2 separate regions of the Mus musculus genome follow, and region 2 is linked to region 1. Evidence: chromatin loops called from intact Hi-C (ENCODE). Cell type or tissue: left cerebral cortex. All regions are shown on one strand.

Region 1 (8,000 bases):
TCCTTCCTGGGGACACACTGCCATATTTGGCCATGTAGGGCATATGTGGGGCTGGTAGGAGCCCCTGCTCTGAGCTTTCTAGACAGGAAGGCTGCGCAGCAAGTAAAGGGACCCATCAACTCGGTGTCACCCATGTTGTTTTTTGCTCTTGTGTCTCCCTGGAGAGCGAGGGAATGGAGGTAAGTATGGCATCCATCTGGACACGAGGCATGGTGCAAGTATCATAGTATGGGGCTGCATACAGGGCCACCTTCAGGTCAACTGTCAGAGCCTAAACATGCTTTTAGTGAGTGAGGCTGGCAAGATGGCCCAGTGGTTTGTAAAGGTGCTTGCCACAAGGCTAACCCACCTCATTTGAATCCATGAATCCACATGGTGGAGAGATCCTATTCCTGCAAGTTGTCCTCCGACCTCCACATATGTCAGGGTCCAATCTCAACACAGGATGGGAGTTTTCACCTGGAAGCAGGGATATTTGGAAGGTGCATAATAAATATACACAGACTACTTTTTGGGTAAAAGCTGACAGGCAATTTTTCAAGGCTTAAAGTTTCTTTCTCTTAAAGAAAGCAATCACAAGTGGGGAGGGAAGAAGGGACTTGGGAGGGAAAGTAGATGGGGGGGAGGGAGTAGGGGGAAGAGGGGAACCTGATCTGGTATTGTGTGAGGGAAAAGGACTGAAGCCCTGAGGGCCAGCAGAAAGAATGGAAACAGGCAACCTTAGGAAATAGGAGGCTGGGGGCACCCTCCAGAATGTACAGAGATCTGGGAGGTAAGATACTCTCAGGAATCAAAAGGAGGGACCTTAGATGAAACACCTGACAGTAGAGAGAGGGAACTTATAGAGCCCACCTCCAGCAGGAAGACAGGACATCAAGTGAGGGATAGGGTTGCCATCCCACAGTCACATCTCTGACCCATAATTGTTCCTATCTGAAAGAATTACAGGGATGGAAAGAGACTGGAGGCCCCAGGGAGTTTAGAGGTCAGGTGGGGTGGGGATTGGGGTCTCCACATGAAGATGGGGCTGGGGTGTGGGGAGGAGGTGTGGGATGTGGAGCAGTTGAAGGGTGAATGGGGGGCAGGGAATGGAATATGGAGTGTAAAATAAATTCATTTAATAAAAAAAAGGTTCTCTATTCTCTGGTCTCTCTCTGTCTCTCTCTGTCTGTCTGTCTGTCTCTCTCTGTCTCTCATTCACTCTTAGCCTGAGGCTGCACACACTCTTCTGTGCACTCTGCTTTTCTTGAACTCCCACATGCATACACACCTCTGTGTGTTCCCCTCACTCTCACACACACTCTTCACACACATCTCACACACACCATATGCACTCTCCTTTCACTCTCAAAACTCTTCTTACACGCCTCAAATTCTCTCCTCACTCACTCTCCACATTCTCTCCTCACTCACTCTCACAGTCTCTCCTCACTCACTCTTCACATTCTCTCCTCACTCACTCTCCACATTCTCTCTTCACTCACTCTCCACATTCTCTCCTCACTCACTCTCCACATTCTCTCCTCACTCACTCTCCACATTCTCTCCTCACTCACTCTCCACATTCTCTCCTCACTCACTCTCCACATTCTCTCCTCACTCACTCTCCACATTCTCTCCTCACTCACTCTCCACATTCTCTCCTCACTCACTCTCCACATTCTCTCCTCACTCACTCTCACATGCTCTCCTCACTCACTCTCTACATTCTCTCCTCACTCACTCTCCACATTCTCTCCTCACTCACTCTCCACATTCTCTCCTCACTCACTCTCCACATTCTCTCCTCACTCACTCTCACATGCTCTCCTCACTCACTCTCCACATTCTCTCCTCACTCACTCTCCACATTCTCTCCTCACTCACTCTCCACATTCTCTCCTCACTCACTCTCACATGCTCTCCTCACTCACTCTCCACATTCTTTCCTCACTCACTCTCCACATTCTCTCCTCACTCACTCTCCACATTCTCTCCTCACTCACTCTCCACATTCTCTCCTCACTCACTCTCCACATTCTCTCCTCACTCACTCTCCACATTCTCTCCTCACTCACTCTCACATGCTCTCCTCACTCTCCACATTCTCTCCTCACTCACTCTCCACATTCTCTCCTCACTCACTCTCCACATTCTCTCCTCACTCACTCTCAATGCTCTTCTCATGCTCTCTGCATTCACTCTCTCACCTGCTCTTCACATGCTCACCACTCACTCTCTACATTCACCTCACATACTCCTCACTCGCTTTCTACATGCTCACTACTCGAACTCTTGCCTTTCTCTTATTGCCCCAGTCTTTTATTGATATTCCAAATGGAGGTAAAAAAAAAAGACATTGTATAATTGTTGCCAAGTTAGATTTAAAGGAATAACCACAACCCACAAAGAACCAAGAATTACAATTGCTCTCCAAAGTTTCAAGGCCTGTTCCTAGGCCTATAGCCAAAGTAATAATAATTGCAAGTTTATCATTGTTTAAACTTTAACTTTGATTCATTATACACAGTAGCTCAGAGGCCAGCTACTTGCATTTTCCTGTGAAGCTCTAATGATAAATGACATGGGCAAAGCTGCCAGGCAGTGGCCAGAAAGAATCAAGTTAACCCTTAACTCAGCAGTTCTGCTAGCTTTCTGTGTCTGCACATTGCACACAATGCTATAGCTGTCTCTTGTGACTACGCCGGGGCCTAGCAAACACAGAAGTGGATGCTCACAGTCAACTATTGGATGGATCACAGGGCCCCCAATGGAGGAGCTAGAGAAAGTACCCAAGGAGCTAAAGGGATCTGCAACCCTATAGGTGGAACAACATTATGAACTAACCAGTACCCCAGAGCTCTTGACTCTAGCTGCATATGTATCAGAAGATGGTCTATCGGCCATCAGTGGAAAGAGAGGCCCATTGGTTGTGCAAACTTTATATGCCCCAGTACAGGGGAACGCCAGGGCCAAGAAGTGGGAGTGGGTGGGTGGGGGAGTGGGTGGGGGAGCATGTGGGGGACTTTTGGGATAGCATTGGAAATGTAAATGAGGAAAATACCTAATTAAAAAAAAGAGTCCCAGTGTTTTGACTTAGTTTTACTAGTGTAAGGTTTTACATATTCTATACTTGTTTATTCAGGAACCATTCTCAAATGTTGTGCAAAGCTCATTTCATGGGCTGGAAAGATGGCTCAGCAGTTAAGAGCACTGACTGCTCTTCCAGGCGTCCTGAGTTCAATTCCCAGAACCCACATGGTGGATCATAACCATCTGTAATGGGGTCTGACACCCTCTTCTGGTGTGTGTTGAAGACAGTTATAATTGTACATAAAATAAATATTTTTAAAGAAAACTCATTTCATAGCATCAATAGTTTTTTTCTTTCTTGGGGTCCTAATGTTGGCTCTAATTCATTTTCTAATAAGTTTTTCAAACTTTCTCTGCAAGTCAAGCATTAATCTGGAGCTACCATTGTGCAGTTATTACATTGTTTCCAAGATGAGAGCACACAGCATGCCTCAGTTTTTAATTGTTTAAGAATCATTATATCAAGAAACATCTAGTTTCACAGAATTCATTAGAGCAGAAGGAGAAAGAAATAAGAAAGTCAGCTATAATAGAATAATTATGCACACCAGGGCCAACTGAAAAGCAGTCATGCACAAATGAATCAGCTGTTGTTCAGGGCTATGTTTAGGGGAAATGGGAACAACTGTTTTTTTTTTTTTTTAAACAAAGAGTTGCCATGGGTTACTAAGATGTCTCTACTTCGGCCTACTGCACGCAATCCCTGTCATTGTATGCTGTTCCCAGCACACACACGCATCCTCACACACACATAACTGCATCCACACACATGCACTGTCACATGCACACACAGACACAAACACATACACATGCATCCTCAGACACACATGCATGTGCCCACACACATGCACATACACACGCACCCTCAGACACATGCGCACAAACAGACACATGCGCACAAACATATAGGTAAATACTGAAGAGCAAGTGAGAATCAGGGCGAAGCTCAGTAGCAGAGCAGCTGCCCAGGATGTGTGGGCCTTGGGCACCGTGCTGGCAAACGTGTGGGCACAGAAGTGGCTCAGTATTGTTGCAGAGGACCCACCTGCCAGTGTTCTCGTGGGCCAGCTCACAATTATCTGTAGTTCCATTGCCAAGTGTTCTGACCCTCTCTTTCAGTCTTCATGGTCACCGCACTCGTGTTCACAATCCCATACATATCTACATGCTTATGCACGTAGTTAAAATAAATTTTTAGTGCCAAAAGTACCAAACCCTAGAAAGAACAGTCAAATGTCCCCATGTCTGGACACAGATTGGTCCCTTGGGGCTAGAAAGAGGAAGCTTGGTCACCAGCTGAGAAGTACCAGACAATGAGGGGCTCTATGGGCTTCCAGGGAGGTCAAGTCTGAGCCATGCTCTGCAGACCCAGCCAATTTCACACAAATTACAAAGATCATACAAGATCCCAGCTAGCCGAACAGCTCAGGAGAAAGGTGCTCGCTGCCACACCTGATGCTCTTGCATTTGCTCTCCAAGTCCCCACATGATAGAAGGAAAACTGGCTGCTTGGAGCTGTCCTCTGACTTCCAGAGTTTGTGACGTGTCTCCCAAGATATAAATTAAAGCCACTTAAAAATAGAAGACCATGACACTTGAAAGATGGCCCGCAGTTGGGAGCATTTGCTGTTGAACTAGAGTCTAGATCCTAGCACCCACATGGGCTACTCACAAATGCTAGTCACTCCAGGTCTGAGGCACACAGCATCTGCTCTGGCTTCTAGCATACCTAAGCTATGATGGGCTACCCTTGACTGAGAAGATCTCCCACTGGAGACCGGCCTTCACCTGCCTGGCTGTCCTGGGCTGCTTCGTGTCACTGCTGGCCATGGGCCCGTGCTATGGGGCCACCCTTTGTGCACTGGTGGCCAATGGCCAGCGCTACAGCCATGCACTCAGACTGACAGCCCTGGTACTGTTCTCAGCAGTGGCCTCTTTCACACCTAGCAATGTGCTGCTGGTGCTGCACTATTCAAACCCGAGCCCTGAGGCCTGGGGCAATCTCTATGGAGCCTATGTGCCCAGCCTGGCACTCAGCACCCTCAACAGCTGCGTAGACCCTTTCATCTACTACTATGTGTCCCGTGAGTTCAGGGAGAAGGTACGCGCTATGTTGTGTCGCCAGCCGGAGGCCAGCAGCTCCTCTCAGGCCTCCAGGGAGGCTGGAAGCCGAGGGACTACCATTTGCTCCTCTACACTTCTGTGACTGGTAGCTGAGGTGGGAAGGGGGCATTCTGGCTTGACTGGGTCTCCCCTTAAACTACGTCCCTCTTGAACCCTCAGGACATGACCTTATTTGGATATGCAGTTGGTGCGACCTTCATTAGTGGAGCTGAGGTCCATTGGAAATAGTGGGAGGCTTCAATACCCCACTCTCACCAATGGACGATCATAGAAACAAACTAAACAGAGACACAGTGAAACTAACTGAAGTTATAAACCAAGTACATTTAACAGATATCTACAGAACATTTCACTCTAAAACAATAGAATATTGTTCTACCTTCTTCACAGCACCTTATTTACAGTGCCTTCTCCAAAACTGACCATATAATTGGACACAAAACAAGCCTCAACAGATACAAGAAGATTGAAATAATCCTATGCATCCTATCAGATCATCACGGGCTAAGGCTGGTCTTCAATAACAAAAAGAACAGAGAGCCCATATATTCATGGAAACTGAACAACTCTTTACTCAGTGCTAACTTGGTGAAGGAAGAAATAAAGAAATAAAAGACTTTTTAGAATTCAGTGAAAATGAAGGCACAGCATACCCAAACTTATGGGACACAATGAATGCAGTCCTAAGAGGAAAACTCATAGCTCTGAGTGCCTTCATAAAAAAATTGGTGAGATCATACAGTAGCAGCTTAATAGCACACCTGAAAGCTTCAGAAGAAAAAGAAATACACCCAAGAGGAGCAGATGGCAGGAAATAATCAAATTTAGGACTGAAATCAACCAAGTAGAAACAAAGCTATACAAAGAATCAACAAAACAAAAAGCTACTTCTTTGAGAAAACCAACAAGATGTATAAACCCTTAGCCAACCTAACTAGAGGGCACAGAGACAGTATCCCAATTAACAAAAACAGAAATGAAAATGGAGACATAACAGAAACTGAAGAAATTCAACAAATCATCACATCCTACTACAAAATCCTATACTCAACAAAACTGAAAAGTCTAGATGAAATGGATGATTTTCTGGACAGATACCAGATACCAAAGTTAAATCAGGACCAGATAAACCATTTAACAGTTCTATAACCCCTAAGGAAATAGAAGCAGTCATTAAAACTCTCCCAACTTAATAAGTCCAGGGACAGAAGATTTTACTGCAGAATTCTATCAGACCTTCAAAGAAGACCTACTACCAATACTTCTCAAACTATTTCATAAAATAGAAACAGAAAGAACACTGCCCAATACATTCTATGAAGCCACAATTACACTGATACCGAAACCACACAAAGATCCAACAAAGAAAGAGAACCTCAGACCAATTTCCCATATGAATATCGATGCAAAATACTCAATAAAAATCTTGCATACCAAACACATGAAACTGAAGAAGAATGAAGACCAAAGTGTGGACACTTTGCCCCTTCTTAGAATTGGAAACAATCACCCATGGAAGGAGTTACAGAGACAAAGTTTGGAGCTGAGACAAAAGGATGGACCATCTAGAGACTGCCATATCCAGGGATCCATCCCATAATTAGCCTCCAAACGATGACACCATTGCATACACTAGCAAGCGTTTGATGCAAGGACCCTGATATAGCTGTCTCTTGTGAGACTAGGCCGGGGCCTAGCAAACACAGAAGTGGATGCTCACAGTCAACTATTGGATGGATCACAGGGCCCCCAATGGAGGAGCTAGAGAAAGTATCCAAGGAGCTAAAGAGCTCTGCAACCCTGTAGGTGCAACATTATGAACTAACCAGCAACCCGGAGCTCTTGTCTCTAGCTGCATATGTATCAGAAGATGGTCTAGTCGGCCATCACTGGAAAGAGAGGCCCATTGGACAGGCAAACTTTATATGCCCCAGTACAGGGGAATGCCAGGGCCAAAAAATGGGAATGGGTGGGTAGGGGAGTGGTGGGGGGGAGGGTGTGGGGGACTTTTGGGATAGCATTGGAAATGTAATTGAGGAAAATACGTAATAAAAAAATATAAAAAAAAAAAGAAAAAAAATCTTGCATACCAAATCCAAGAAAGAACACATCAAAACAAGCATTCACCACCATCAAGTAGGCTTCATCCTAGGGATGCAGGGATGGTTCAATATATGGAAATCCATCAAAGTTATTCACTATATAAACAACCTCAAGGGAAAAAAAACCCCACATGATCATCTCATTAGATGCTGAAAAAGCCTTTGACAAAATACAACACCCCTTCATGTTAAAAGTATTTGAGAAATCAGGAATTCAATATCCATACCTAACATAATAAAAGCAATATACAGTAAGTCAATAGCCAATATCAAATTAAATGGAGAGAAACTTGAAGCAATCCCACTAAAATCAGGGACAAGACAAGGCTGTCCTCTCTCCCTATCTATTCAATACAGTACTTGAAGTTCTAGCCAGAGCAATTAGGCAACAAAAGGAGATCAAAGGGATACAAGTTGGAAAGGAGGAAGTCAAGATATCACTATTTGCAGGTGACATGATAGTATACATAAGTGACCCCAAAAATTCCACCAGAGAGCTCCTACAGCTGATAAACAACTTGAGCAAAGTGGCTGGGTAAAAAATTAAACAAATCAGTAACTCAAAGGGTAAAAGGGCTGAGAAAGAAATTAGGAAAACAACACCCTTTATGGTAAGTCACAAATAATATGAAATATCTTGGTGTGAAGCTAAGCAAGCAAGTGGAAGATTTTTATGACAAGAACTTCAATTCTCTGAAGAGA
Region 2 (8,000 bases), 270 kb after region 1:
CTGTAAAATGTCTCTCCCCCAAAGATTAACTGGGAGTGGTAAGACATGGGGAGTAAACCTTCTCGTTTGACCTTCAGGTGCTTGCCAGCTCAGAGTGCGAGAGCTGATAGTGGGGCAGGACTGATAGCCTAACTCTTGCAAAGAATGTGATGACTGAGTAACGGGCCAAGCTTTTGGCCACCAGTGGGAAGAGATGATACTTTTATCTGCTCCTGTATCTAGAATCCCTTTGAAGTGTTTCCCTTCTATAACTAACTCTAAAGCTGGCCTGGAATCAAGAGGCATTATTAAGTAAGCAGAATCATTTTTAGCAGAGCCAATTTCTTTAGCAGCTTGAAGGACACCAGGGGAGGGGGAGTAGCCATGTAGGCTTGGCAAGACTATTAGCTGAGCTATTTTATCTTCTTGTGCTATAGAAAAAACACCTTGAGGACAGGAACAAAGAACTTGAAGTTCCCCCTCATAGTCTTGATTTACGACTCCAGGGTGGATAATGAGACCTTGTAAAGCCAAGGAGGCCTGGCCCAGTATTAGGCCAACACTTCTGGATGGCAGAGGCCCTTTGAAGTCAGTGGGAATGGGCTGCATCCCCATTGAGGGTGTCAGCATGAATCGAGTGATGGCACAGAGATCCACTCTTGCTGAGACTTCTGCAGCTCTGTGGACTGTAGTGTCTGTCTGTTGTGAGCTGGGATCCCATATGTTTTGGGGCCCTGGGACCTGGGGCCCAGAAACTCGTTTTTTGAATTGTCTTCACTTCTTTCTGCCTGAGGTCCAGACTGAATAAATCTGCCTCTGATGTCTTTAATTGAATGACACTCACTGGCTCGATGATAGCCTTTTCTACACCTGGTACATAGCCCTAGCACTTTCCCTTTTACAAGTGCCTGGCAGTCCCTTCTCATATGTCCTGGTTTGCCACAGTTATAGTAGACCCTGTTATTACTATTTGTATCTGAACGCCTTTGGCCCTGCAGGATAGCAGCCGCTAACCCTGCATTAGATAAGGGGCCTCCAAGCTCACGCATGCCCTTAACCAATCTTGCAGTCCTTTGCTCTTTCTGGGTGTAATTGCTGCTCTGCATTCTTGAGTGGCTTGCTCATAAATCAACTGTTCCACTAAAGGCATTGCCTGTTCAGAGTCTCTAAAAATTCTGCCTGCTGCCTCTGTCATTCTAGCTACAAAGTCTGAGAATGACTCCTGAGGATTTTGTATAATTTTTGTCAAGTATCTTCTAGACTCTCCCTTTTTGGAAAGTGCCTTCCACGCCTTAATGGCAGCAGTGGAGATTTGATTGTATGCTCCCCAATCATAATTCGTCTGATTATTAGCATATTGTCCTTGTCCTGTTAATAATTCAAATGTCCAATTTCTCTGATTGCCTTCAGCAGTGGCATTGACTTTGGCCTGTGTCTGAGAAGCATCATGCCACAACGCTTTCCACTCCATATATTGCCCCATATTAGGGAGTGCAGCCTTCACTGTTGTCTGCCAGTCTCCTGGGGTCATGGCTAAAGTAGCAAATCTTTCAATTTGGGAGATAGTGAAGTTGGCACTAACTCTATAATTGCGAACCGACTCAGCAAGTTCTTTTATCTGAGTATACTCCACGGGGGCCTGTACTCGCCCTCCATCTGCAGCTTCAAAGACAGGAAATGCCTGATATAATTTTTTCTTTTCCTCCTTTGAAAGAAAAGAATCAGAATAAAATTTCTCCACATAAGGTGGAGGTGTATTGAGACTAGAAGGCCCAGAGGTGGCCTGCTCTGTGTCTCTAGTAACTTTTAATTTTTTCTCTGATTTCTTCACTCGCCTTTCCTCTGGATGGTATTTTTTTTTTATAATGAGCTGCCTCATAATGTGACTCCTCTTCCTCAGAGGAGCTAAGCTCATCTGCTTTTAAACTATCAAGCTTCAAAGCCTCTAGTTCCTTTACCGGATAAAGGCTTTTCTTTTTCTGAACTTTCTCCTTTTCCTTTTTCTCTCCCTGAGGATTTATCCTCAAATTTTTCACTTCCTCTGACTCAAGGTCTCTGGAAGGGCTTTTTTCTTTGTGCACATTTTCCTTTTTTAGAGCTCTTAACCTTTCACACCATTCTGTTTCTGCCATACCGTCCTGTACTTCTTCTAATATTGCCTGACCTGTTATTATTGCTGGATGGCATCTCTCATCCTCCAGGCACGATCTCACCAATTTTCATAATGGCATGGTCCCTGCCTTTAATTTCCCATTCTGTTGTTTCTTAGCTAAGTCTTCCCTTAATTTCTCCCAAGAGGAAAGAGTTAACGACCCTGAACACGCGTACCAAGGTGATATACGTTCTATTTCCTTAATGAACGTTTCTAAGGTTCTTGTAGAAACTTTTATCTCTCGCTGTTTTAAAACAGAGTGTAGAGCTGTAGTTACAGAATGTGAATTTCCCATACTGCTCCCTTATCTACGAGAGGCTTAAATATGAGACAAGCACTGCGGCTTATATACGTCCGTCTGATCGTGCTTAACAGCATTCAAAACTTTTTCTTTCAGCGCCACTTCTGGTGAGTGCAGGATCAAACCGGGAGAAATAGGGTTAACACAGCCAGCATGAGAACAAAAGGCTTTTAGTGCCGCCTTCCAGTTAAGGGGAGGGATTAAGAAGGATCAGAGTTACTTACAAGGATTCAGTATGCTCTCCGAATTCCAAATCCACCGTGGGTTGGTCGGAGGGTCTCCTCTAGGTGCCAGCGTTGTTAAGGCGTTTTTTCCCGGGTTTCGGCACCAAGTATCCCGAGCTTATCCCCGTCCCGCGGGAAATAAACACAGGACACACCAGATTCTTCCACGGTTAACTTTTACTTCTATATCATATTGAGGTAGACAAAGAAAGCTCAGAAAGTGTGTGGCTTAAATACTTTTGGTGACGTGTCTAAACTAGGACTGGTAGCAACACCCATGATCCTCATGCACCCTGGGGATAGGTTAAAGCCCCCAGGGGTTGGGCAAAAGCCCTGGAGATGGACTGGTGACTTTGGCTGGCTGTGCTCTCGCAGCTGCGCACAAGGAGGTTTAGCACCATCTAGTGGCGGCACATATATTGCAGCCCTTTACACCAATACATGCAAGTCATTAGCAAAGAATTTCTCATCATGTGTCCTTTCACGTGCTTGTCTGCTTCCTTTGTGAGTTGGCCTTAGCCTTTCACCTGTGTCCATTTCAGGAAAACACTGTGTGTTTGTTTACCCAAGCAAAACACCATCCAACACAACTGACCTTTAAGTTTCCACCTCACAGATCTCTGCAATTCCAAGGCCAGCTTGGACAACACAGAGTTCCAGACCAGCCAAAGATACACAGTGAGACCCTATCTCAAAAAAAAAAAAAAAGGAGTAATTTTTCTATTTTATCGACATTTCTACACTTATTTGTATGACTTTCCATCTTTTTTATGCCTTGTCATTGTCTGTGGTTGAGGGTCCTGACACCATCCTGACATGGACCAGCTGTATTGTCTCATTTTCATTTTTCTCAGATATTACATAAATCATATTAAGATTTTAAAATATTGCAATATCGACCTGTTAGATGCCATTGTTTATCCCAAAATTTGTTTTATATTTTACCATTGTCCCCTTTATTTCTCTTTCTGTACTGGGAATCAGATCCAGGATCTCAATGTGCTAGCCAAGCCCTCTTCCACTGAGCCTGGTCCCCACACCTCTTGACTTTATGCTTCCTCTTTTGCTTATTATTTTAAGACAGGGTTTATTTTAGTAAGATATTCTGTTGCTGTGATGAAAACACCATGACCAAAAAAAAACCAAAAAAAACAAAACAAAAACAAGTTGGGGAGGAAAGGGTTTATTGAGCTTACATTTCCAGATCATAGTCCTTCAGTGGAGGAAGCCAGAACAGGAACCTGGAGGCAGGAACTGAGGCCATGGAAGGGTGCTGCTCACAGGCTTGCTCCCCGTGGCTTGTTTAGCCTAATTTTTTTCATTAATTTATTTATTTTACATCTTGACCACAGTTTCCCCCTCCCTCCTCTCCCCCCAGTTCCTCCCCACCTCCTTCTCTTCCCTACTCCTACCCACTCTTCCTCTGTTTCTGTTCAGAAAAGGGCAGGCCTTCCGTGCATATCAACCAGCCATGGCATATCAACTTGTACTAGAACTAGGCACATCCTCTTCTATTAAGGCTGAACAAGGCAACCTAGTAGATGGAAAGGGCCCCAAAGACAGGTAGCAGAGTCAGAGACAGGCCCTGCTCCTGCTGTTCACAAGAAACTAAGCACGTCCATAACATATGTGCACAGAACCTAGGTCAGTCCCATGGAGGCTCCCTGTTGGTAGTTCATTCTCTATGAGTCCATATGGGCTCAGATTGATGGATTCTGTGGGTTTTCTTCTGGTGTCTTTTACCCCTCTGTCTCCTACAATCCTTCCTCCTCTGTTCCACAGGATTCCCCAAGCTCTGCCTAATGTTTAACTGTGGGTCTCTGCATCTGTTTCTATCAGTTGCTGGGTGAAACCTCTCTGATGGCAATTGGGTTAGACACTAATCTAAGTATAGCAGAATATCATTAGGCTTTAAGTTATTGACTTTTTTGTTGTTGATGTTTTGCCAGTCTTGTTTGGTTCTATCCTAGGTCCCTCGGTTATACAGCCTTTAGATTCTGGACATCCAGGCAATACCAGGGTCATGGGATCCCAGTTGTGGCTTGGGTCTTGAGCTGGACCAGTCATTGGTTAGCCACTCCCTCAACCTCTGTTCCACCTTTACTCCCACACATCCTATAAGCAGTATAAATTGTAGGTCAAAATTGTGGCTAGGTTGAAGTCCCAGTCCTTCCACTTAAAATCTTGACCAGTTCAGGTTCCATGTCCCTCACTGTTGGGAGTTTTAGCTAGGGTCACCCTCATAGATTCTTGGCAGTTCCCATTGCTCTAAGTTTCTAGCTCATCCCAGAGATGTTCCCTGATTCAGTTGTCTCTCCAGTACTCTCTCACTGTCCTCCTCCCACCTGATCCCTCCTGTTCCCATCCCCCATCAATCAGCAATGTCTATTCTATTCCCTTTCTCAGTGAGATTCACACATGCCCCTTTAGCCCTACTTGTTGCTTAGTTTCTTTGAGTCTGTGGACTATAACTTGGTTATCCTTTACTAATGTCCACTTAGAAGTGAGTACACCGGCTCTCCAACGCCAGCGCCGCCTCTCTCTTGCCGAGCTCCAGCCGAAGGAGAAGGGGGGTAAGTAAGGAGGTGTCCATACCATGGCTCGTACAAAGCAGACTGCCCGCAAATCCACCGGTGGTAAAGCAACCAGGAAACAACTGGCTACAAAAGCCACTCGCAAGAGTGCGCCCTCTACTGGAGGGGTGAAAAAACCTCATCGTTACAGGCCTGGTACTGTGGCACTCCGTGAAATCAGACGCTATCAGAAGTCCACTGAGCTTCTGATCCGCAAGCTCCCCTTTCAGCGTCTGGTGTGAGAAATTGCTCAGGACTTCAAAACAGATCTGCGCTTCCAGAGTGCAGGTATTGGTGCTTTGCAGGAGGCAAGTGAGGCCTATCTGGTTGGCCTTTTTGAAGATACCAATCTGTGTGCTATCCATGCCAAACGTGTAACAATTATGCCAAAAGATATCCAGCTAGCACGCCGCATATGCGGAGAACGTGCTTAAGAGTCCACTATGAGGGGAAACATTTCATTCTTGAAAAATTTTTTTTTCCTCTTCTTCCTGTTATCAGTAGTTCTGAATGTTAGATATTTTTTCCATGGGGTCAAAGGTACCTAAGTATATGATTGCGAGTGGAAACATAGGGGACAGAATCAGATATTGGCGTTTCTCCACGTTCATTTGTGTGTGAATTTTTAATATAAATGCAAGATGGAAAGCATTAATGCAAGCAAAATGTTTCAGTGAACACATTTCAACAGTTCAACTTTATAACAATTATAAATAAACCTGTTAAAATTTTCTGGAAAAAAAAAAAAGAAGTGAGTACACCATGTTTGTCTTTGTGGTCCTGGGTTACCTCACTCAAGATGCCATTTTCTAGTTCTATCCATTTATCTGCAAAATGTATGATGTCCTAGTGGATGCCTAGGCTCTATTGCTGTTATGCAGAGGCTGCCCACAGCTTTTGAGATGGAAAACACTGTAGGGAGACCCCTGCCAGGTCATGTGCTGGCCTTAAGAGTTTCAAGAATGCCCAGCCTCATAAGCAAAAGAGTTCCAGGGAAGCCGGGCGTAATGGCGCAGGCCTTTAATCCCAGCACTCGGGAGGCAGAGGCAGGTGGATTTCTGAGTTCGAGGCCAGCCTGGTCTACAAACTGAGTTCCAGGACAGCCAGAGCTGTACAGAGAAACCCTGTCTTGAAAAACAAACAAACAAAAAAAAAAACAAAAAACAAAAAACAAAAACAAAAACAAAAAAAAAAGGGAAGAACTCCATAAGGGAAAATCTTAGGGAAGTTAAATAGGAGTCCCTGAACTTTCTGTAGGCATTCTGGTGGCTTTGCCTCTAAAGCACTGTATGATGATAATGTTGCCAGTAGCTTGCATATACTGAGTGAGAGCACCAAGATGCAGTAGCCCTACATTTTTATGCCATTTCTGCTATCTCAAATTGAAGGGAGCCAGGCATGGTTGCGCACACCTTTAATCCCAGCACTTTGGAGGCTGAGGCAGGCAGATTTCTGAGTTCAAGGCCAGTCTGGTCTGCAAAGTGAGTTCCAGGACAGCCAGGGGTATACAGAGAAACCCTGTCTCAAAAAACCAAAAATAAATAAATAAATAAATAAATAAATAAATAAATAAATAAATAAATAAATGGGAAAAAACGGGGGGCCAAGTAAGAACTTGTGGGCTCACAGCTATGTTGTATCCATCCATTTTGTGAAGGTCATTATAGATGTTAAGAGTTCCCTGGTAAGAAGCTTTTGGTGTCATTTATGTATACTATCATATTATCTTCATTTGACTTCTGCCTTTCTAATTTGTAGCCCCTTGATCTCCTTTAGTTGTCTTATTACACTAGCTAGAACTTTTGGAGTCTGCCAAAAGACCCTCACTCACAAAGACCACAAAGATTGACATCCCTGCAATCTGCAAGAGGTTTTTTTATTGTTGATCCAACACACTGGGAACCCCCCTCAGCATGGAGGCAAGAGGAGAGACCCTGAACAAACAAAGAACACACTTTTTATACCTTATAAGGGGCAGATTTAGGCAACAGGACTAGCTGGCTTATTCTCATTGGTATAGCAAGTAACCCTTTCAGGCATTGGTTGGTTTGCATGGGGTGGCTACCTTTGGCCTAGTGACTCACTCTGCCTGACCTTATGTTTTTTTCTCTGAATTTAGTGGGAGGTGGGGCAGGAGAATTTTTCTGAAAACTGTTATTTTTGTTATGGTTATTTTTTCGAGAACAGCTAATCTTGTTTTCGCAGCTGTAGACTTTGTCTGATCATTTTTACTGCTAAAACTATACAGTTTGGAAAGTTCCTTCAGAGGGGGGAAGTGGCTAGGTTGTCTTGAATTTATTTTGGATTCTACAGAACTTTAAATACTATATTGAATATATATGGAGCAGGTGGGCAGCCTTGTCTTATCCCTGATTTTAGTGGAACTGCTTCAAGTCACTCTTCATTTAATTTAATGTTGGATAGCTTCTCGGTCTTTTGGCTAAGACCAAGTGTAGTATCTGTTCTTATCAGTTTAATTTATTGTTGGCTGTTTGCTTGTTGTAAACTGTCTTTATTAAGTTTAGGTACATGCCTTGTATCCTTGATCTCTCCCAGACTTTTAGCATGAAGAAGTGTTGGATTTTGTGAATGGTATTTTCAGCATCTAATCAGATGATCATGTGGGGGTTTTTTTCTTTCAGTTTGTTTACATGGTATATAAATTTACAGATTTTCATATGTTGGACCTTTCCTGGATCTCTGGGATGAAGCCTAATTGATCATGGTGGATGATGTCTTTGATGTGTTCTTTGATTCAGTTTGTGAGTATT

Evidence for each region. Hi-C counts contacts between places; a loop is a spot of excess contacts. Peaks named below come from ENCODE experiments on the same cell type or tissue, not always from the same donor. Only the 100,000 strongest peaks of a DNase experiment are listed, where the experiment ranks them.
Region 2: a loop joins it to region 1, with 2.8 times the contacts of the local background. A loop is called at or near these places in 3 of 42 quality-filtered maps.

The regions. Positions count from the first base shown.
Region 1 is chr8:71,755,317-71,763,316 of GRCm38, forward strand. Gm35572 (a long non-coding RNA gene) reads right to left here and starts at 879. Exons shown (of 5, transcript XR_870507.3): 1 at 853-879; 2 at 350-459; 3 at 1-158. In left cerebral cortex, no CTCF peak of the experiment used is centred here; a DNase peak (open chromatin) is centred at 4,049.
Region 2 is chr8:72,029,993-72,037,992 of GRCm38, forward strand. It overlaps the pseudogene Gm45734, the pseudogene Gm18924 and the pseudogene Gm25052. Among named protein-coding and RNA genes, the nearest start is that of Olfr372, 24 kb to the right of the region's middle. In left cerebral cortex, CTCF peaks have their summits at 3,090 (motif pointing left) and 5,354 (motif pointing left); a DNase peak (open chromatin) is centred at 3,072.